Regions from separate parts of the Homo sapiens genome. Here region 2 is linked to region 1. Evidence: read pairs that join two places in POLR2A ChIA-PET (ENCODE). Cell type or tissue: GM12878. All regions are shown on one strand. Each heading gives the region's core, and the rest is flanking DNA. Links, peaks and the distances in the headings are about the cores only.

Evidence for each region. ChIA-PET counts read pairs that join two places held together with the same protein. Peaks named below come from ENCODE experiments on the same cell type or tissue, not always from the same donor. Only the 100,000 strongest peaks of a DNase experiment are listed, where the experiment ranks them.
Region 2: POLR2A ChIA-PET joins it to region 1 with 5 read pairs; 6 of 35 experiments call an interaction of 5 or more read pairs at or near these places.

Annotation. Positions count from the first base shown.
Region 1 is chr10:70,267,577-70,284,864 of GRCh38, reverse strand. It overlaps NPFFR1 (neuropeptide FF receptor 1), which reads left to right and starts at 861. Exons shown (of 4, transcript NM_022146.5): 1 at 861-1,195. The coding sequence starts at 1,189. RefSeq lists enhancers at 1,153-1,654, 11,631-11,730. In GM12878, for the core only: no CTCF peak of the experiment used is centred there; a DNase peak (open chromatin) is centred at 10,053.
Region 2 is chr10:70,158,207-70,163,284 of GRCh38, reverse strand. It overlaps SAR1A (secretion associated Ras related GTPase 1A), which reads left to right. Exons shown (of 7, transcript NM_020150.5): 2 at 1,354-1,427; 3 at 1,547-1,666; 4 at 2,216-2,281. The coding sequence starts at 1,370. Among named protein-coding and RNA genes, the nearest start is that of SAR1A, 9.8 kb to the left of the region's middle. In GM12878, for the core only: no CTCF peak of the experiment used is centred there; a DNase peak (open chromatin) is centred at 264; H3K4me3 peaks cover 68 bases; H3K27ac peaks cover 564 bases.

The DNA of each region.
Region 1 (17,288 bases), core at 6,308-10,307:
ACAAATAAGTAAGAACATGTGACGTTTGCTTCCTGTGCCTGGCTTATTTCATTTAATATAATGATTTCCAGTTCCATCCATGTTGTTGCAAATGACTGGATCTCATTCTTTTTTATGGCTGAATAGTACTCCATTTACATATATGTACCATATTTTCTTTATCCGTTCATCTGTTGATGGACACTTAGGTTGCTTCCAAATCTTAGCTATTGTAAACAGTGCTGCAAGAAAAACACAGGAGTGCAGATAGAACCTGGGATCTTTATTCATGTGGCGAAAATTTATGGTGGTGCCTGCTGGGTGCCTGACAGGGGCTGGAGATGAGTATTCTCCAATTCAGCTCAAGGAACCATTTGTTGAGCATCTACTATGGGCTGGGCTGAAACTTTGGTATCACATTTACTCCCCTCAAAATCATTTTACAAATGCAGAAACACACTCAGGCACAGGTATTATTATAAGAAACTTTTCCAAGGGTACCACCCGGTGAATGCCTGAACTGGTTAATTTCAAAGCCGTGGTCACCTAGCAGAACTTGTCCCCATTCTCCTGGGAGAGCCGGGAGCTGGTGGGGCTCCCCCCTGCCTCCCTCCCGAAGCCCTCCTGTTTTCACAGCTACCTCTCATCCCCTTCTCAGGAAGGCCCAGAGTGCTGGACCCCAGGCTAGGGTGGGCAAGGATGAGGAGTGGGGACAGAGGCTGGCATATGAGGCACGGGAGAGAGGTGGGGAATTACGGGACGCCGCTGCCAGGGCTGCAGTGGGAGGAGGGGTGTGTCCCCTACTTCGGAGGGGCGCTCGGGCTCTGTGGAGAGAGCGCCATGCGGGAGGCGGGCCCGGGGCGCCCTCGCTCGGCGGGCACAGGTGCGCGGGTGCCATGACGACTGCGCCTCACGAGCCCCCTCCTTCCCCTGGTCGGGAGGCGAGGGGCGGCGGGCGGCTGAGCCCTGCGGGCAGCAGCGCTGCGCGGGAGCCAGTCAGCCCGAGGGGAGGGAAACCGGCCAGGGCCCGGGGCCTGGGAGCGCACGCCCCCTGCTCACCTCTGCCCGGACCGACCGGACCTGCGGAGCGCGGAGGCAGGGGCGCAGCCCGCAACCAAGTGCCCGGAGACCGTCCCTCTGCCCGCTGGCCCGAAGGGGCCCGCTGCCTCCCGCCATCGGAGACCGCCGGAGCCCGCAACTGGGGGCATCATGGAGGGTGAGTGGTCCTGGGGCTGGGGGCCAGCCGTGGGGCAGGGTACCGACTCCGGGGCATGGGGCGAAGGGAGAGGAGAGGGCCGGGCAGCTGATCACCCATGGCTGTCCAGAGCCAGACGTTGTGACACTCTGTGTGTGACAGAGACAGAGACACTGAGTGAGGGAGAGAGACCTGGGGTGCCCATGTGTTCATGGTGTGTGTGTGTGTGCGTGTGTATGTGAGACAGAAAAACAGACAGACAGAAAGAGACAGATGGAGAGAAAGACCTGGGGGTGCTCTGTATTCATGTTGTGCCTGTGTGTGTGAAAGAGAGAGAGAGAGAGAGACAGAGACAGAGACATAGAGACAGACACTGAGAGAGGGAGACAGAGACAGGCAGAGAAACACTTGGGGGTGCCTCTGTATTCATGTTGTGCTTGTGTGTGTGTGTGAGAGAGAGAGAGAGAGTGAGAGAGAGAGAGAAAGACCTGGGGTGCCTCTGTATTTGTGTTGTACATATGTGTGTGCATGTACAAGACACACACACACACACACACAAAAAGAGAGAGTCCCTGTTGTGTGTGTGCACGCACACAATCCCTGCTGTCTGAGCAGAGAATCATTTGAGACCAGGTGAGGACAGCTTGGCTATTAGCTTCAGAAGAATTGTCACCGACTTTGTCTGCTTGAAGGGGTGGGGTTGTTGGGGAGATGGGATTCTAGAGGTGATATCCTCCATGTAGAGAGAATTTCTCTCCCTAAGGAAAGGAGAGTGAACTATGGACCTTACCTTCAGGATTTTAAGGGATAGCGGACCAAGGCATAAGGCTGCTTGCTCCCACTTTACCAGAACCCTCTCTCAGCCATTGTGGACAAGGGGAACCATATTTAGGCTAAGAAACTGGAAAACCAAGGGCTCGTCCACTGTCTTGCTGGGTGTCTTTGAGATAGTGCCTAAACCTTTCTGTGCCACTGGTCACCCATCTATCGAATGGGGGAACTTAACATTCAGCTGGCTTCAGAGAGTGTCTGTGAGGATAAAATAAGATATGTTGTACAACACGCCAGTATGAGGCAGCTGTGGCAAGAGGTAATAAAACCCCAAAATTCCAATTAGTAATTGCAAACACTGCTGTTAAAAAATAAAATCAAGTTTTATAGAAAATCTTGTGAGGCTGCACTTGTAGTTTTCCAATGAGCCAGGGTATGAAAAGCACACACACAAAAGAGGCAAGAAGGAATCAATAACCCAAGAGGAATCTGGAAGATTGGCAGATCTGTAAGAATGGCGTTAGCAAAGCCCTGAAGCTCCAGTGAACAGAAGTCGGGGGAAATTGGCAAAGACAAGAGCAAAAAGCTTTCAAAGTCTAAGAATAACAAGAAGGAATCTGCTCTGGCTTAGGCTCGAGGGCAGGCAGAGCAAGATACAGGCAATTTTACTTCAAATTGTGGAATAAAGAGGATAAGGAGGAAATAGAGACCCAAGATAGTCAAGCGATAGGAAGAAGACATCAAGTTACCTACAATGAGCTCACTCATTGAAGCCCAGACATATGACATCCCAGCGACCCAGAGGTATTTACAGATATAATCATTGCTTTTGAGGAAACTACAGAGAATGAAGGAAGTGCCAGAAAACTGAAGATGGGCAAATGTCCTGATTTTCAAAAAAGGGAAATATAAATTTTTTATCTAAAAAGCCTCTACACTGCTAAGATTAGTTTTGACCTCTATTAAAATTCCAGAAGAAATGACCAAACACAGTGTACACTTAGGAGACAACAACGCACTCCCTCAGCTCAGAATTTTTTCAAATTCTGAGCTGCACACTTGCAAAGATGTGTGCCTGAGCATGTTCATCACAGTGCAAAATTGGAAACCATCCAGATAGCCATAAATTATGTAAATTAAATAAAAAATGAGACACTTCTGCAATGGCATACTATGCAGACATTAAAAACTGTGCTTAGGATTTTCTTTATTGACATGGAAATATGTTCACTACCCACTGTGAGTAATTAGAAAAAAAAACAGGTTTTTGAATGCATGTGTAGTGTGATCCCCTTTATGCAAAATTACATAGGTTTATTATTGGAAATATACATATACAAGTGTATACGCAAAGAGGTAGTCACTAACATCTTTGTTTGATTCTCCTGCTTCTGAAAGCAGACCCTAAGACAAGAGCTTGGATATAGGGAGTCTATTTGGGAGATGATGCCGGGCAGTGGAAGTGAGGGAATGAGGAGAGTGAGATGAAGAAGGGAGAAAAGGCAAGAAATGGGTGCCTTAATGAGCTGGTTTTAGCTGTGGGCAACTGGGGGGTTCTATCCTGCTGGGGACACTCTGAGAAAAGTGCAGGGTGAACCCGAGGTTTACCCCACCTAAGAGGTGGCGTTGGCTGCTTCACCTCCCCACTGGTCTGGTATTGCCCCACTCCTGCAGTTTTGGGTTGTCCCTTTTTGTGACTTCAGAGGAAGCAGAGCAGAGAGACTCCCAGGTGCAGACCTGGTGGGGTGCTAAAAATTTGAGGAACCATTCACCCCAGCTGAAATCTTTGGGCCAATGGGATGTGGCAGGCAGAGAGCATCACAAACATAGGGGTTATCTCTGGATGTGAGGGTTCTGTCAGGTTTACTCTCTCTTTTGCGGTGCTCAGAATTCTTTGTTGTTGTTGTTGTTGTTGTTTGAGACGGAGTCTCGCCCTGTTGCCCAGGCTGGAGTGCAGTGGCGTGTTCTCGGCTCACTGCCACCTCTGTCTCCCAGGTTCAAGCAATTTTGTTGCCTCAACCTCCTGAGTAGCTGGGATTACAGGCATGTGCCATCATGCCTGGCTAATTTTTGTGTTTTTAGTAGAGACAGGGTTTCACCATGTTGGCCAGGCTGGTCTTGAACTCCTGACCTCGTGATCTGCCCGCCTCGGCCCTTCAAAGTGCTGGGATTACAGGTGTGAGCCACTACGCCCAGCCTAGAATTCTTTTATAATAAGCACAACAAAACAAAAAAGCGTTTTCAAAAAGAAAGAAAATAATGTATTGTTCATTAGGAGCCTATATTAGTACTCACTAAGAACAAATCCAGGAGCTCAAACAACTCAACAGCAAGAAAACAAAAAACCCAATTAAAACATGGTAAGAAATCTGAATAGACATTTCTCGAAAGAAGACATACAAATGGCTAACAGGTATATGAAAAAATGCCCAATATCACTGATGATTAGGAAAATGCAAGTTAAAACCGCAATGAGACATCATCTCATACCTGTCAGGATGGCTTTTACCAAAAAGACGAAAGATAAGTAAGTGTTGTTGGAGATGTGGAGAAAAGAGAACCCTTGTGTGGTGTTGGTGGGAATGTAATAAATTTGCACAGTCATTATGGAGAATAGTATGGAGGTTCCTCAAAAAGCTAAAAACGGAATTACCATATGATCCAGCAAGTTCATTTCTGGGTACTTACCCCAAAATCTGAAATGAGTTACTTGAAGAGATGTTTGCACCACCGTGTTTATTGCAGCGCTATCCACAATAGCCAGGCTATGGAATCAACTAAGTGTATATAAACCGATGAATGGATGAGGAACATGGGGTATGTAAACACAATGGAATACTATTCAGCCTTTAAAAAGACAGAATTGTGTCATTTAAAACATCATGGACAATATTGGAGAACATTATACTACGTAAAATAAGTCAAGCACAGAAAGACAAATACCACATGTTCTCACTTATATATTGAATCTAAAACTATAGAACTCATAGAACCAGAGAGTAGAGTGGCTCTGTGGTGGGGGAGAATGGAGTGATGGTGGTCAAAGAGTACAAAATTTCAGTTAGACAGAAGAAATGGTTTTCTTTTTTTGAATTCTATTGCACAGCATGGTGCATAGAGTTAATAATAGAGTATTGTACATTTCAAAATTGCCAAGAGGGCCATGTGCAGTGGCTCATGCCTGTAATCAGAGCACTTTGGGAGGCCAAAGCGGGAAGATCATTTGAGGTCATGAGTTCGAGACCAGCCTGGCCAACATGGTGAAACCCCATCTCTATTAAAAAATACAAAAATTAGCTGAGTGTGGTGGCACACACTTGTAATCCCAGCTACTCGGGAAGCTGAGGCAAGAGAATTGCTTAAGCCCAGGGGGTGGAGGTTGCAGTGAGCTGAGATTGTGCCACTGCACTCTGGCCTGGGCGACAGAGCAAGACTCCATCTTAAAAATAAATAAATAAATAAATAAAGATTGAGTTTGGGTGCAGTGGCTCACGCCTCTAATTCCAGCACTTTGGGAGGCTGAGGCAGGCGGATCACCTGAGGTCAGGAGTTTGGGACCAGCCTAGCCAACATGGTGAACCCCCATTCCTACTGAAAATACAAAAATTAGCCGGGTGTGGTGGTACACATCTGTAATCCCAGCTACTTGGGAGGCTGAAACATAAGAATCGTTTGAACCTGGGAGGCGGAGGTTGCAGTGAGCCAAGATCTCTGCACTCCAGCATGGGTGACAGAGCGAGACTCGGTCACACATACAAAAAAAGATTGAATCTTACTTAAAAAAAGCAAAAACAAAAACTAAATTTCAGATGTTTTCACCACAAAAAATGTTAAGTATTTGATGGATATGTTAACTGGCTTGATTTAATTACTCCACCTTGTATTCATAAATTATACCATCGCTTTTTATCCCAAAAATTTATATAATTATAAATTGTCAATTTGCAATAAAAAACTTAAAACTTATTTTAAATCTAAAAAAATATAAAAATCATGTCAATACCATTTGGAGCAACTGTTCATAAGACACAACTGGCTGGTAAATGTTTTTGTAACTCTATCCAGCTGTTAATTTTACATAGCTATTCACAGTGTGCACGTTTTACTAAATAATATTTCCAAAACAAACAAAAGAACAAATCAAGCTAAACCTACAGATTTCCTCTTCCAGAATGGGTTTCTGAGAGGAAAAATGATGAATACGAAAGTTCATCAGGACACTGCCAAGATCTCTCAGAAAAAACTCGTGAATTGATTGAGAGACGTAGGAGGGATACTGGAGGACCAACAATGGGGGCTTTATGAAAGGTTTGATAGCAGCCTAGGGGTCCCTAGAACTCCAACCCTGATATGACATTAATTAATAATTTAGGGGGAAAATAAAAGGCATGCTTATGAAATCTGTGGCTAGGAGCTGTAACACCCACAAGGCAATAAAGTCAAGATTTAAGGTTATCTCAACATACCAAAATGCTGGATTAAAACCAAGAAAATGAAAGGTACATGTAAGTGAAATGTAAAGTCCTGAATTTAGGTCTCAAAAAATTAATGGCTTACATTCAAGATGGGGGAGATCTGGCTTTTATTCTTCAGGAAAGTTACGGGGCAGGGTGGGGGGTGGGTAGGGGAGGTCCCAAAACACACTGACTATGAGATAGGTCTGGAGTCCCTCTTGCTGGATACCCTGGGACGTGGGGAGAGGGGGATGATTCTGGGGACAGGGGCTCACTCTTGTTCTGGCTCCTGGGAGCAGAATTGGGACTGGTGAGGGAAGGTTGCAGTAAGACAACTCAACTCAACCTCAGGAAGAACTTTCTATCACTCAGGGCTGGCCCAGCATCTGTCTCCTCACCAGTTCCCATATCCAGCTTGAGCAAGTGGAGGCTGACAGGTCTCATGACTGACTAGGGGACAGAAAAGATAATTATTGGGTGGCTGGATTAAAACAATGGCCTGGAGGGTTCTCTGAGGGCCCAGAAGTCTTCCCCAACATCTAGAGACAGACACTGCAGTCTGCCAAGCCCCCTGCAGAGTTGCTATGGTTAGCCGGGCAGTAACCCTCATTTGCCTTCCCCTCTGGGCCTTAACTGTGATGTTATGCTGTGGGACAAGTCAGCAGAAGGGCAGCAAATCAGATCTGCTCCCCAGCCTAACCCCAGCCCCACCCCAGCCCAACCCCAGCCTTTCTGGGAGCCCCCAGGGGCCTCCACAGCTGCCTACCCATCCCAGAAGCTCTGTGGCTGAGAGAGGCCCAAAGGCTGGGAGGATATACACCCGCACTGGCTGGAAGTGGGCACAGCTATGGGGAAGTGGCCATGTACGGAAGGGGGTCACTGGAGAGAAGAGGGGACAGGAGCATGCCAGCTGGTGTCCCTCCAGCACAGGACACAGTAGATCTTAGAGGTCCAGATGGATGCTGCTTCTCCATATGCTCCTTGGAAATGCTCCTGCCAGAGTCTCTGTGCCCTGTCCTTTTCCACAAAGCATATCATCATCCTGGGGCTGCCCACCAGCCTGGGAATTGAGCAGGGAGACAACAAGACCCCCATTTAATAGATGATAAAACTGAGGCCCAGGAGGCACAGATTGCCCTGGTTTGAACTGCAGCAGGTCTGCACAAATGGTCTAGATTCTGGGGACACTGTGGGGCTGCAGCCTCCATGAAGTCTAGCTTTCCAGCTTTGTCCTGAAGACCTTCCACGCCTTCCTGTCTTACTGGGAGGGAAGAATGGGAAGGGTCTCAGCTGCTGCTGGGGAGGCAGAGGCCAGATGGGTGTAGGCCTGGTTCTCATTGGGACCATGATCTGTCTGATGACAATCTGTCCTGCTTCCAGCAATGAGTTGAGGAGATATACTTACAATAAGTATTTCTACTACAATCATTGAGTGGCCCATTCTACTGTAAAAACTCTGGGCTGTTAGAGCCAGGCGGTCTATGTAAGCGGCTGCTCAACTCTGAGTTCACAAATGAAGCAACTGAAGCAACAGTGAGTGGAACTGACAACACAGCTAACTTCTATCAGATCCCCTTAAGACACAAACATAAAGAATTAGTCTACAATCCCAGCACTTTGGGAGGCTGAGTCAGGCGGATCACTTGAGGTCAGGAGTTTGAGACCAGCCTGGCCAACATGGTGAAACCCCGTCTCTACTAAAAATACAAAAATTAGCTGGGCTTGGTGGTAGACGTCTGTAATCCTGGCTACTCAGAGGCTGAGGAAGGAGCATTGCTTGAACCCGGGAGGTGAAGGTTGCAGTGAACCCAGATCGCGCCACTGCACTCCAGCTTGGGTGACAGAGTGAGACTTCATCTCCAAAAAAAAAAAAAAAAAAAAGATACAAACATAAAGAATTAAATTCGGTCTCTCATGCTCAAAAGCTTTTTGTAGCTCTCTCGTTAATAACTGAAATTGCATTATTAGAGCTTTCCTTTTTCTAATTTAATGTCTGACTCCTTTTGAAATGCAAAAGCCTAAAAGAGACACAGCGCTTTGTTATGAGTCATTTCCTCATCCATGTGAACAAGTTTATCAGAATATTTCCTAAAAGAAGATTCTGCTAGGGATGGGGAGAGAGAGAACGTTAAGTAACCTAGGACTCCAAGCAGTGATGCCTCGTTAGGAGGTAATGGATCTCAAAGGGGTTAGGTGTCCTCTTCTATTATTTCTCAGTTGAGCACAGAGTGACCCCGGTTCTGCCTTTGGCCACTGTATGCCTGGTTTTAGGCAAGGTTTTAGGTGATACATGCACTGTTCATAAAGTGTCAGCTTTGTAGCAGAAGCCTCAGGAAGGCAAAGTTCCTTCCAAATCAAGGATCCCTAATTGCTGCTAATGGACCCTAGAGGTCTTTATATGTGACCTGATGATACCCAAAGAGGATGAGAAAATGGATGGAGATGGCAGAGCCTAAGCAGGAGCTCAAACTCAGAACAGGCGTCCTGGCTTATTTGATGCACCCTGAATCCCAGAGCCCAGCAAAATCTGGAGGTCTACCACTACTGCATGCTGTATTCTTAGAGCAAGTCTCTTTTTGTCTTTGAGTTTTGATTTTCCTGTGAAATGAAGATAATTCTCCTTTCCTTGTCAGAGATAGCTTGATGTTGTACAAAACAAATTTCAAAAATAATGGAAATACTATCTAATAGCACCTATGGGATACAGCTAAAGCAGTGTGTCTAGGAGAATTCATAGCCTTTAGTACCTAACTTATCAACATACATTAATCATATTTATGTTCTAGGCCCTGTGCCAGATAATGAGGAGCATTTCAAGCTGAACAAGGCATGCTTTCTACCCCTAAGACATTTCTAGTTTAACTAAAAGAAAAAAAAAATCTCTACACTTAGCTGAAGCAGGACGTGAAATGTGGCCAGCACTGCAGGTAAACTGAACCTGCAGACCTTGAGGAAGCAGCCAGCCATTGAACCCGGAAAGGTGCTCCAGGGCATATGTTTAGCCTTTCCAAGAGAAAGAGAGAGGGAAATCCCTGCCTCCCCTTTACTTTCCCCTCCTCTCCCACCTTAAGCCTCTTCCACATCCACTCTCTAAGGCCTGGAATTCTTTTAAATAGACTGAGAGTACAGGCTCAGTATGTGATAAAGGCAGTTCAGTTTTCACTATGAGGTAAATGATTTGTATCAGAACCTTTTCTGAATACAATTTTTGATGGGTAAAACCGGAGACCTCCTGCAGGAAGTAAGGAGAAATAAAAAGGCCTCAGAGTAGAAGAGAAGTATAAAGAGGGGCTCGCTTGGGGGCTCCTGATGGCTGTATTAGCAACTCAGCCCTCAAATTCTTTGGCCTTTGCCAATCCAAATGATTCTTGGAAGGGCAACCTGCTCTCATTCACCAAAAAGAGGTCAGGCTTGCAGAATCCATGTTGCTGTGGTGGGTGCCTGGGATGGAGGGGCTTTGGTTCAGCCTGCAAGAGGAACAGTAGGAGGTTATAGTTCTCAAGAGGCCTCCTTCCTCCTAGATCCTCTGCCACATCCACTTTTTACTTTCCTAAGCAGTACTAAGAAAGCTTTTGCCAAGGCTTGCTTCCCTGGGAACAAACCCAAATGAACTGAAACCACACTGCGACCTACTGGTTCCCCACAGCTGCCTGGCAGATAGCTAATGCAGTCAATAAGCAGTCTGAAGTTCTGCAAGGCCCTTTGTAATTTACTCTGCTGTCTCTCTGAATGTATTAACAACTCCATGAGGTTGGGAGAGGCAGGAAGCCCAGGTCATCCACATTCGAAAGCCAAGGAGAACACAGGGATGAAGTAGATCTCCCCAGTTCTCTTTGGAATACCAAGAGGTGGCATGGGGGCTTAGGGTCTACTATCATCAGTCTCCCAGCCACCCCAAACTAACTATACCTCCCTTTAAAAATTGTACTAAAGCAGCTCTAAGACAAGTTCCCAAGCTTCTCCTCCAAACCAAGTTTCCCAGCCCCCAACCTCTCTCTCTCTCTCTTTTTTATTTTCAAGATGGAGTCTCGCTCTGTTGCCCAGGCTGGAGTGCTGTGGTGCGATCTCAGCTCATTGCAACCTCCACCTCCCGGGTTCAAGCAATTCTCCTGCCTCAGCCTCCCAAGTGGCTGGGATTACAGGCATGTGCCACCACGCCCGGCTAATTTTTTGTATTTTTAGTAGAGACAGGGTTTCACCATGTTGGCCGGGCTGGTCTCGAACTCCTGACCTTGTGATCTGCCTCCTTCCATCTCCCAAAGTGCTGGGATTATAGGTATGAGCCACTGTGCCCAGCCCCCAACCTCTGTTATATGCAGTCAGTGACCACCATGGGGCCAGCTCTCAAGGCCACGCTTTCTGATTCCCAGGTCAGTGTCCTTTCCTCTCTGCATTAGCACAGTCTCCGTGGAAGATTACATGGCCTGTTAAGAGACAGCGTGTGGGATGGTGTTGGGGAGGGAGGTGGGCACAAACATCTAATCTAGGGAACAGGAAACTTGGGGGTCTATGGTGCTACCCCTGCCCATCTCTAACACTTTCTCTGACCCTGGGATTCTGAACCTGGACTCTGCAGACTCCCAGGAGGTCCATGGATGACTAACTTGAATCCCCTTGTATTCACCAAGACACTAGGGTTATAAGCAACAGAAACGAGTGCTGGCCAACCTAACCAACACTGGGAATCCATTGGAAGGGTGTGGGGAGGTCATCCAATGGAAGGAAAAGCTGTGTTATGAAGACTCAGAGGCAAATCCAAAGCAGAAGAGGTCTGATTGGCATCCTCTGGCCAGCGGTTGGTGCAGACACCTGATGGACGGTCCCTCAAAAGCTCCATGTGAGGAGGAGGCTGACTCCCCAGGGGAAAAATCAGTACTCGAGAAAGAAGGGCTCATGGATGCAGGGTGAGCCCAAAACCTGATGCCCAACACTGCCTTGAAAGTGTGTGCCAAAATCCAGGGCTCTTTTTGGGAGCGGATCCAATGCTTTTGGAGACCATAAATTCCTCCAGACAGGAACCATTGATTGGCATAACAAAAGGAAGCCCTAGGAAAGCATCTGTGAAGGAACCAAAATGCATCAGAGTCTTAAAGAATTTGATGACCCCCAAAATGTTAAGCCACACTAAACTTGACTGTGAGTGGCGGGAGGGCAGGGGCTGTATGGTTCAGTGGTTCTCAAATCCGGCTACACATGGAAATCACCAGGGGAGTTTTTTGAAAAATACCAGTGCCTGAACAACCCCATCCCCTGCCCATCATCCATCCTTCCCTACCACCCTGTAGAGATTCTGATCCAGTTGGAAGGGGCAGGAGCTGTATTGTTAAAAGCCAGGTGATTTTGATATGAGTCAGGGCCAAGAACCAGTGACATCATCAGTATTTTATCACACGTATCAGTTTCCTTCTGATTAGAAAGGTTAAATGCAAGCTAGAAAAACCGAAAATAAAAATCACTTGAGGAAACACCACCCCTTGTGGACAAACATTGTTATTTTTTCTGTTCACCTACAGTTCACATAAACGCACACTTTTTATACAGAGTACAGACTTATAATGCATGTACATACTATTTTGTAACCATTACCATGTCCCATGGTCAATACTTTCCCTCTCATCCTGAGACCTCACTCTGTTCCTTAGGGTAAACCGTGAGAACTGGAATGGCTGGATCTGGGGGCGGGTCCCTCACTAGGGCTCTGGACAGATGTGCCTCGACTGCGAAGAGCTGATTTGTTGTCCCCTCACCCTGCACCCCTCCCTACAGGGCACATCCATGCTCTGGCCCTTATTGAATAATTCAGTCATTGCCGATCTGTTTGACGAAAAGTTTAACCGAACAATCCAAGCAAAAATCTGTTTGATGAAAAGGTTAACCCAACAATCAAAGCAAAATTGCATTGCTTAGATTACAAATGAACTTGAACTTTTTGTTTCGTGTAGTTAACAGCCATCAGTCCTGTTCATGCTGCATGTACTCGGCAGCCCTGTGTTGTGTTCTTCAGCGGGTCCAGCGTCTCTGCATCCAGGCCTGGGTTCACTGGCAGCCTCTCAGGAAGAGGTGGGGCACCCACGTGTTCCCAGGATCAGCAAGCAAATGGTAACAAGGATGAAGCCATCAGTGGGAGGCCTGTGAACTCAGGGAAACACCCAGACTGATTCTGGGTTAAGCTCATTCATTTAGGGATTGTTTTCTTTCTATTATTTTCTTTCTTCTTTCTTCTTTCTTTCTTTCTTTCTTTCTTTCTTTCTTTCCTTTCTTTCTTTCTTTCTTTCCTCCCTCCCTCCCTTCTTTCTTTCTTTCTCTCTCTCTCTCTCCCTTTCTCTTTATTTCTTTCTTTCTCTTTTTTGAGGCAGAGTCTCGCTCTGTCGCCCAGGCTGGCATGCGGTGGCACGATCTCAGCTCATTGCAACCTCCACCTCCTGGGTTCAGGCGACTCTCCTGCCTCAGCCTCCTGAGTAGTTGGGACTACAGGGGCCCACCACCACGCCTGGCTAATTTTTGTATTTTTAGTAGAGATGGGGTTTCATCATGTTGATCAGGCTGGTCTTGAACTCCTGACCTCAGGTGATCTGCTTGCTTTGGCCTCCCAAAGTGCTGGGATTACAGGTGTGAGCCACCGCGCCCTGCCAGGGATTTTTTTCTCATTCGCACTTCTTTCAGTTTGTATTATAAAAAATTATGCTCACATCCATTGTGTGGCTCAGAACTATCAGCCCCGCTGCTGCTGCCTCACACAGAGTGCCATGTGTACGATGTGCTCTTAGTTCTCACATGTCGTCTCATCGAAGCCTCAGCACAGCCCTTCTTTGGCAGGTGTTCATTTATCTCCATTTTACCAATAAGGAGTCTGGCTTCCAGGGAGATGACATGACCTACCCTAGGTCACACCCAGAAAATGTCTGTTTTTCTGTTTTATTTTCTATTTTTTAATTATTTTTTATTTTTTATTTGAGAAAGAGTCTTGATCTGTCAGCCAGGCTAGAGTGCAGTGGTGTAATCATAGCTCACTGCAGCCTTGACTTCTCAGGCTCAAGCGATCCTCCCACCTCAACCTCCAGAGTAGCTGGGACTACAGGCACGCACCACCACATCTGGCTAATTTTTTAATTTTTTGTAGAAACAGGGTTTCACTCTGTTGCTCAGGCTGGTCTCAAACCCCTGAGCTCAAGTGATCCTCCCACCTTGGCCTCCCAAAGTACTGTGACTACAGGGGTGAGCCATGGCACCTGGCCTCTGTTTCTATTTTAAATATGAGAATGCTGAGTTTGCACAGAGGTAAGGAGGCAGGAAGAAGGGCTGGGACTTCCCAGACTGTGTGTATCCACTCGAGGTGTCTTTAGTTCAAGGCTTTTAATTCTGTGGTTCTCAAACCACAGTGTGCGTTGGAATCATCTGAAGGATGCTTCAAAATGTAAAACAGAGATAGCTAGGCCCCAGTCCCAAGGGTTTCTGGTTCCCAAGGCCAGGGTTGTGGCCCAAGAATTTCTGTTTCCAATGAGTTCCAGGTGATGCTGACACTGCTGGTCGGGACCCCTCTTTGAGAACTATACACCCTGATCTCTCTTGGGTACCCTGGAGACAACCATTATTACACCCTGAGATGGGGAAGCTCCTCCAGTAGAGGAATGGCTTCACCGGGTTCAAGGATGAAAATTTCACAGGCTGTAATTACAAGGGCACCTGGCAGATCCCAGGAAGGACAAATCCAAGGTGTCAATGAGGTCTCTGGCTGCTAGCATGCAGCCCAGATGGGGTGGGAGGCCTGCCTGCCTCCAGTCCAGTGGAATTGCCAGGAATGGGAAGGAGTTTTTCCTCCTCCAGAAAGGATTCATGTGCAGTGCTGGAATCTGGGCCCTGTCTAGAAATGATGCCCAGGCTCTGCTGAGGCTCTAGCAATGGGCAGGGTCACTCCCAGATACTTCTCAGGACAGACTTCGGAAGATGAGCTTACTTGAGGGCCAAGTGAAGGATAGTGGGGGAAATGGACTGGAGTCTAGCCTGAAAGGTTCTGGCAGTTTCCTCTGCCCATCCATACCCACAGATCCCCCCAGTCATGGGAGATGATTCAGAGCTAATTTTGAGGCTCGGCAGGGGTAAGCAAGTCTCCCAACAGGTGCTGGGATGAGTGATGCCTCTCATGGGGGTTCTTTCTGGAGGGGCCTGGAGAAGGCCTTCCAACATCAGCACTGCCTGCCTGCAGCAGGACCCTCTCACCTGATATAAGGATCCACCTTCCTTTCTTTTTTTCCTTCCTACAGATATTTATTTATTCCATAATTATTAGCTGTTTATTGAACCATTTACTTTGGGCAGGCACTGACAAGATGCTGAGGACACTGCCACCAACAAGACAGGGAAGATCCTTGCTTTGCAGGTGCTGTCAAGCATGGGGAAAAAGACAATCAACCTAGAAACACACAAACTATTGACAGATTGATGAACATAAACCAGATGCTATGGGAAGACAACATTTATGCTGAGAGCTAAAGGAAGGGACGAGCAAAGGCCCTGGGGTTGGAAGAAGCAGGAGTGCGTGAGGAGCTAAGCAGATGGCAAAGTGACCAGAGCATAATGGGCAAAGGGGAGAGTGGCACTGGGTGAGGTCAGAGAGATGTCAACAGGGATCAGACCATGAAGTGTTTTGGAGGCCTTGGTAAGGAGCGTGGATTGTATTTAAAATGCAATGAGGGTTGGGAGGCTGAGGCAGGTGGATCACCTGTGGTCAGGAGTTTGAGACTAGCCTGGCCAACATGGTGAAACACTGTCTCTATTAAAAATACAAAATTAGCTGGGTGTGGTGGCATGCACCTGTAATCCCAGCTACTCAGGAGGCTACGGCAGGAGAATCACTTGAACCCAGGAGGCAGAGGTTGCAGTGAGCCAAGATCGAAGCCATTGCACTCCAGTCTGGGCAACAGATCAAGACTCCGTCTCAAAAAAAAAAAAAATGCAGTGGGGAGTCTAGGCAATAATCCTTAGTGTCTGCTGAAAATATTATGTTAAAAGCTGATGGCACAGTGGCTCATGCCTGTAATCTCAGCACTTTGGGAGGCCAAGACAGGAGGATTGCTTGAGCTTAAGAGTTCAAGACCAGCCTGGGCAACGTAGTGAGACCTCATCTCTACAAAATAACCTTAAATTAACCCAGCTTGGTGGCGCACGGCTGTAGTCCCGGCTACTCAGGAGGCCGAGGCGGGAGGATTGCTTGAGCCCAGGAGGCAGAGGTACATCACCTGAGCCCCCTGATTGAGCCAGCACCACAAAGAGAAAGGCCACTGGACAAAATCTGATCAAGACTCTAGATCTGACTGCCAAGTACAGGTAATACAGGGAACAGAGAGCAGAACATGTAAAATGACATCATGAGGGAGCAATCAGAAAAATCCAGCCTGCAGAAGTGCTACAGACCAACCACTCAGTCCATATGACAAACATACTGCAGAAGGGAAAAGAGACAGACTGGGGACCTGTGAACTAAAAGAGACTTCAGCATCACGTCTACCAAATGCAATATGGGGATGGTGGTAGACTTTATCATAATGGACCTTAATGAATCACACTTCCATGTCCACACCTCTTCTGCAATGCTATATTGCTTTTCTTCCTATCAACAGGAGAAACTATTTATCCACTGACTTGAACCTGGGCATCCCTTGTGACTTACTTGGGCCAATAAAATGTGACAGACGTGATGTGAAAATTCCAGAGTCTCGGACTTAAGAAGTTGTAGCTTCTTTTCTTGCTCTCTTGGAACCCTGAGACCACTGTTCTCTGAAGAAGCCCACACTAGCTTCCTGGAGGATGAGAGGCTGAGTGGAGAACTGAGACATCCCAGCCAATGGCCAGCACTAATCACCAGCCATGTGAGGGACACCTTGGACCTCCCAGCCCCAGCTGAGCCAGCAGATAACTACAGCAGCTGCACGAGAGTCCCAAGAGAGACCAGGAGAAGAACTACTCAGATTGCCAAGCCACAGTGCTGTACCATTAAATTTTGGGGTGGTTCACAACATAATAATAGGTAATAGAAACAGAAATCTTGCTCCGATCCACACTCAAACAAACCAACTATTTAAAAAATTATGAAACAATCAGGAAATTTTGCTGGATGCTGGCTATTTAATGATATAATTACATAATTGTTAATTTTGTTAGGTTTGATAATGATGGAAACCACATTTTTTCATGTTGTTTTTTTGAGTCCTTATTTTTTAAAGGTACAAACTGAAACATTTATGGATGAAAGGAAGTAATGTCTGGTATTTACTTCAAAATAATCCAAAGAGAAGTGGGGATATGGATGAAACAACTCCAGGCCTCGAGTTGATAACTGTTGAAAGCAGATGATGTATACATGGGGGTTCTTTATATGATCCCTCTAATAACAGCTCATTAAACTTTATACTCTTGTATATGTTTATTACAATATTCTCTCTTCTACATGTTTGACATTTACCATATTAAAATAAAGATGTTTGAGTACAGTTGGAAGTCCTTGGAAGGCCTAAACCTGGGAGTATCATCTCTCATCGGGCACAGGAAGTTTGCAGGTTGTCCGCCTCCCGCCGCAGTCCCTCTGCCCCATCCCAACACTCACCGCAGTGCCCCCTGCTGGTCCCTGCAGCCCTGATGATGCCAGCTCGCTGGCCCTGCTCCTCTGAGGGTCTCTAACCTCCAGGCCCCCAGCCTCCATTGAGCCTCCAGGCCAGTGGCTGAGTTCTCGGTGTGACAGAAAGATTCCACAGGGACTCTTCATCCCCTGGAATAGGCCTCAGGAGGAAAGTTTATGACACAACATCATGAGTCACCCCAACTAATGACTTCCCAGAAGAGCTGTGGTTGGACACTGAGCCTTCCCTTCGAAGCAAGCCTGGGGAAACACACAC
Region 2 (5,078 bases), core at 1-4,000, 120 kb after region 1:
ATCAGCACTTGCTTTTTTACCTCGTGTTTTTATTTTATTATTATTTTTTATCAGCAATAAGGCTGTTTCATTTTCTTGACGTTCATGGGTTTGCTGGAGTAGCACTTTTAATTTTCTTCAAGAACTTTTCCTTTGCATTTGCAATTTGGGTAACTGTTGAGTGCAAGAGGCCTAGCTTCTGGCTTATCTCAGGTTTTGATGTGTCTTCGTCACTAAGCTTAATCATTTCTAACTTTTGCTTTCAAGGGAGAGACCTGTTACTTTCACTTGGAGAATAGGGAGGCTTGGGGTGGGGGCAGGACTGTGGAGGAAGTCAAGTTTGCTGTCTTCTATGGTTGTGGTTTGTGGCACAACAAAACAATTATACTAGTAATACCAAAGATCACTGATCATAGATCATGATGACAGATATAAGAATAATGAAAAAGTTTGAAATATTGTGTGAGAATTACCAAAATGTAACATAGAGACATGAAGGGAGCACATGCTGTTAGAAGATGGTACTGATACACTTACTCAACTCAGGGCTGCTTCCAACCTTCAATTTGTAAAAAAACCAGAAAACCTCAGGATCCACAAAGTATCATCAAATGAGGTATGCCTTTATATTTTTAACTCCTAGTTCTCTGAGTATCATAGATCAAAAACTATTAGGAAACAAGTTATTTTTGCACATATAAGGATTCTAGACTCTCCTCCAGATTGCAAAATCTGTGTCAAGAAAGAATATTAGTTTCTCTTTACTTTGCTTCCTCCCCTCCCCTTCCATCCCCTCCTCCCCTTCCCCTCCTCCCCTCCCCCTCCTCCCCTGCCCCGCCTCCCCTCCCCTCTCTTTTCTTTTCTTTTCCTTTCCTTTCCTTTCCCTTTCCCTTTCCCTTTCCCTTTCCTTTTCCCTTTCCCTTTCCCTTTCCCTTCCCTTTCCTTTCTCCTGTCCTGTCCTGTCTTTTTTATCAGAGTCTCCCTCTGTTGCCCAAGTGAGTGCAGTGGCACCGTCATGCCTCACTGCAGCCTCAAACCCCTGGGTTCAAGTAATTCTTCTGTCTCACCCTCCTGAGTAGCTGGGACTCTTGGTGTGTGTCATTATGTCCAGCTATTTTTTTAGTTATTTGTAGAGATTGAGTCCAGCTTTCTTGCCCAGGCCAGTTGTGAACTCCTGGGCTCAAGTGATCCGCCTGCCTTGGCTTTCCCAAATGCTGGGATTCCAGGTGTGAGCCACCATGCCTGGCCTGCTTTCTTATTCCCGAAAACAAGAGACTATAAATGTGCATCATGGCTAGGGAACAAGAGTTAACCTCTCCACAATTGTACTGTCATTCAGAAAGCTAATGTTTGCTACTTTCATATTTTATACAGGTAGTAAGCATTAATAATGTCTTTCATCTTTGAGTGGATCTACAATGGCTTCAGCAGTGTGCTCCAGTTCCTAGGTAAAGCCATTTCCTTGAAATACAGGTTTCAAAGTTTGTGCCTTTCCCTCAGTAATTTAACTACAAATAGGCTTTGGTCTGTAGAGAGCAAATGTGTTAACAATTTTTTTCTCTTTTAGGACTGTACAAGAAATCTGGAAAACTTGTATTCTTAGGTTTGGATAATGCAGGCAAAACCACTCTTCTTCACATGCTCAAAGATGACAGATTGGGCCAACATGTTCCAACACTACATCCGAGTAGGTTTGAAAATATCAGGTGACCTTTTGATCTTTAAAGGTCAGTGTTAGGCGTGGAGGATGAATCCCTAGTTGGTGGAGTTCTTTTATTAACTGAAGTCCCAAAAGCCAACTCATACGAGAAAGTTCCCTGTAAGACACACTCAGGTTATGTACTTTCAGATCTAAACCTCTGGAACTTTGTCATTATCTGTTGTCACTGGTCCTGTAAAGGGACACCTCTCCTATACCTACTTCTAAGAAGTGGAAAATAGCTTGGAAGAAAAGAAACCTTTGGCTTTTAGAATAGTTTAAGAACATTTCACCCTTGTATTCCTTTTCTTTGTTGGGAGTGGGGCGTTGCCTGGGCTGGTCTCAAAAATCCTGGGCTCAGATTATCCTCCTGCCCTCAGCCTCCTGAGTAGCTGGAACTACAGGCGGGTACCACCACACTCAACTTCTTGTATCTTTTTCTTTACAAGATGAAAGCATTGATATTGGCTTATAGTACTAGTAGTTGGGGGTTGTTGAGTTGACAAGTTTTTTTCTTCTTTTTAAACAATTTTTCAGCATCAGAAGAGCTAACAATTGCTGGAATGACCTTTACAACTTTTGATCTTGGTGGGCACGAGCAAGGTAAGTGATGACTCAGTGGAAAGCATGTTTATTGACTTATTTTTTTTGTGCCTCCCAGCTCCTTTTAAAAGCAGTGTGTCATTTTTACCTTTTAAATTACTTACATTTTAGAATTAGGATCTTATTACTTTAGTGAAGTTGTTTTATTCATTTATTTTTTTAAGTAATTTCAAACTTGTCAAAAGTTGCATTAAATAATACACAGAAGTCCCCTTCAATATTACCCTATTGAGCTGGGATAAAGTTAGCCATAATGTATAACTATTCATGAACTTTTAAGTATTTGCCTGATATAGCCAAACTCAACTCAAATCTTGACTGAAAATTTTTACAAAGCAGGACAGCATCTTGCCATTTTAATCTTTACTACATTTTTACTTATTAATGTAATTTACCTTGTAACTGGAAAATATGTTAAAAGATATATGTATTGCTTCAACAAGAGTAATTATTTCATCATTTTAACTAGGCTTGCCCTAAGCCAGTATATTTTCTTCTATACCTTTTGCTCAAATTTGTTAGTCTCCTCCTCCCTACATAATACATATTAATGCTTATTTTTTATGAACTGTTTGTGAGCATATCATGCCCCTTTACTCTTTAATACTTTAGTGCCTCTTCTTTATATAATACATATTAATGCTTGTTTTTAATGAAGTGTTGGTGAGCATATCATGCCCCTTTACTCTTTAATACTTTAGTGCCATTTTCTAAGAACAAAGATATTTCCTTGTATATAATCATAATAGTTATCAAATCCAGGAAGTTTTATTTTTATCCACTCTGTATTTCCTTTTTTTTTTGGTCAGTTGTCCTGATAATCTCTTTTATACCATTTTTTTCATCTTGACCAGGTATACGGTATCATATATCTAGTTATGAAGTCATTTTTGCATCCTTTATTCAATGGAGTGAAAGTATGTAGGAAATTAAATATTTATAAGTAATTTCAGACTTGTCAAAAGTTGCAAAAGTAATACAGTGACTATGTGTGATTACTCTGATACAAGTTGATATTTTGTATATTCTATCCATTTCAGACAGTTGGTGGAACATTTCCTTCTACCTTTTTGCTTTCCTCAGAAGTGCTTTTTGCCTACTCAGGCTATGTCTTTGGTTTCCAGATTCCTATCAGGTGTTTAGAGACATACAGAGTGTCATCTTTGTCTGATGGGCACTCAGTTCACATTTGACAAGACCGTAGGTATAGGAGTAAAACATTTAAGATGTGAGAATAAATATTCTGGGAAAGTAGGGAAAAGGAACTATTGAGATTCTGTCAGATTTACTTACTTGTTATTACACTGAGTGGAGAAGTCTTGTTTTGAAACATTAGGTTGAGCTAATACCGTTTTTTTCTTTTTTTTGAGATGGGGTCTTGCTCTGTTGCCCAGGCTGGAGTGCAGTGGCACAATTTTGGCATACTGCAACCTCTACTTCCTGGGCTCAAGCAATCCTCCCACCTGTTTTTTGTAGAGACTGGGTTTCCGCCATGTTGCCCAGGCTGGTCTTCAACTCCTGAGCTCAGGTGATCCACCTGCCTCAGCCTCCCAAAGTGCTGGGATTATGGGCGTGAGCCACTGTGCCCAGCCTAATACAGTTTTTAAAAAATGTATAGTAAAATATAACATTGGTCATTTCTAGTTGTTAAGCCTAATAATTTTATAGTCAGTGATTTCATTAACATATAATTACATTTTAATTAATTTATTTAATATTTATGCCCTGAAAAATCATGTATATTATGATCATAATCACATAAAATACCAGTAAAGAAAAGAGGCTGGAAGAAAATATCAAAATATTGACAAGGGGTGTGTTTTGATAGAGGGATTAGAAATGATTTTGTTTCCTTTTTTTCTGTAAGGAGCTTGTATTTTTTTCATTTGGGTAAGAATGGGTATATGGTGTCCTTTCTGCTGCTTCCACAAAAGGATTTGTAACTGCTTACAAATTTAAATTCAGAGCAAGATAAGACTGAACCTAGACCATCTGGAGAATGTAGAAGGACCAGACGCCAGATGGTTTTATATACCTGAACTGGGAATTGTAGATTGTTTGGTGTGATAAATTTAGGTTTCAGGTTTTGTTAAAAGTAAGAAGGGAAATGTATTGATGTAATTAGTTTTGTTTATTTGACTGAGGAAAATCTACTTAACAAAAACACTTTTACATAATAACCTAGCCACCATTTTATAAAAGTTACTAAAGTACTGTACATCTGGAGGTTTCCTTTTTTTTTTTTTGTATAACTTAAAAATTTTAACTTATAAAAGGAGAGCAAGTTCGATGTAACAAAATCAGTATAGAACTACGGAAAGTAAAATGGAAAGTTCCTTCAACCTCTTTTTCCTAGCTCCACTCTTTAAAGGTAACCATTATTAACTGATGTAGAGATGGTTCGTTATTCATTCTATTGCAAGGGCTAGAAATTAATGGCTTAGAAATGATAGTACAATTAAATCACTGCTTCCCAGCCTTTATCGTTTCATGTCACAAGCAAAAAACCAAGTAATATTTATAAGGCATGCTGGGTTAAATATGGTAGGTTGAGATAACTGGCCTGGGGCCTTGAACCACTTGTCAGGCCTAGTCTCCCTAAGGGCTGAGCAGAGGAATGTGTCAAGACGCCTACACACAAGTTGGCTAGAAACTAACTGGGACTAAAGTTACATGGACAAGTAATTTGTATCCTGATGTTTTAACTCAGAGGTTGCAAACTAGACTTGGCCCCAGGGGCAAGGCAAGTCATTTAAGTGAGTAAAATTGGCTGACTGTAAGACAGCAGGGAAATTTT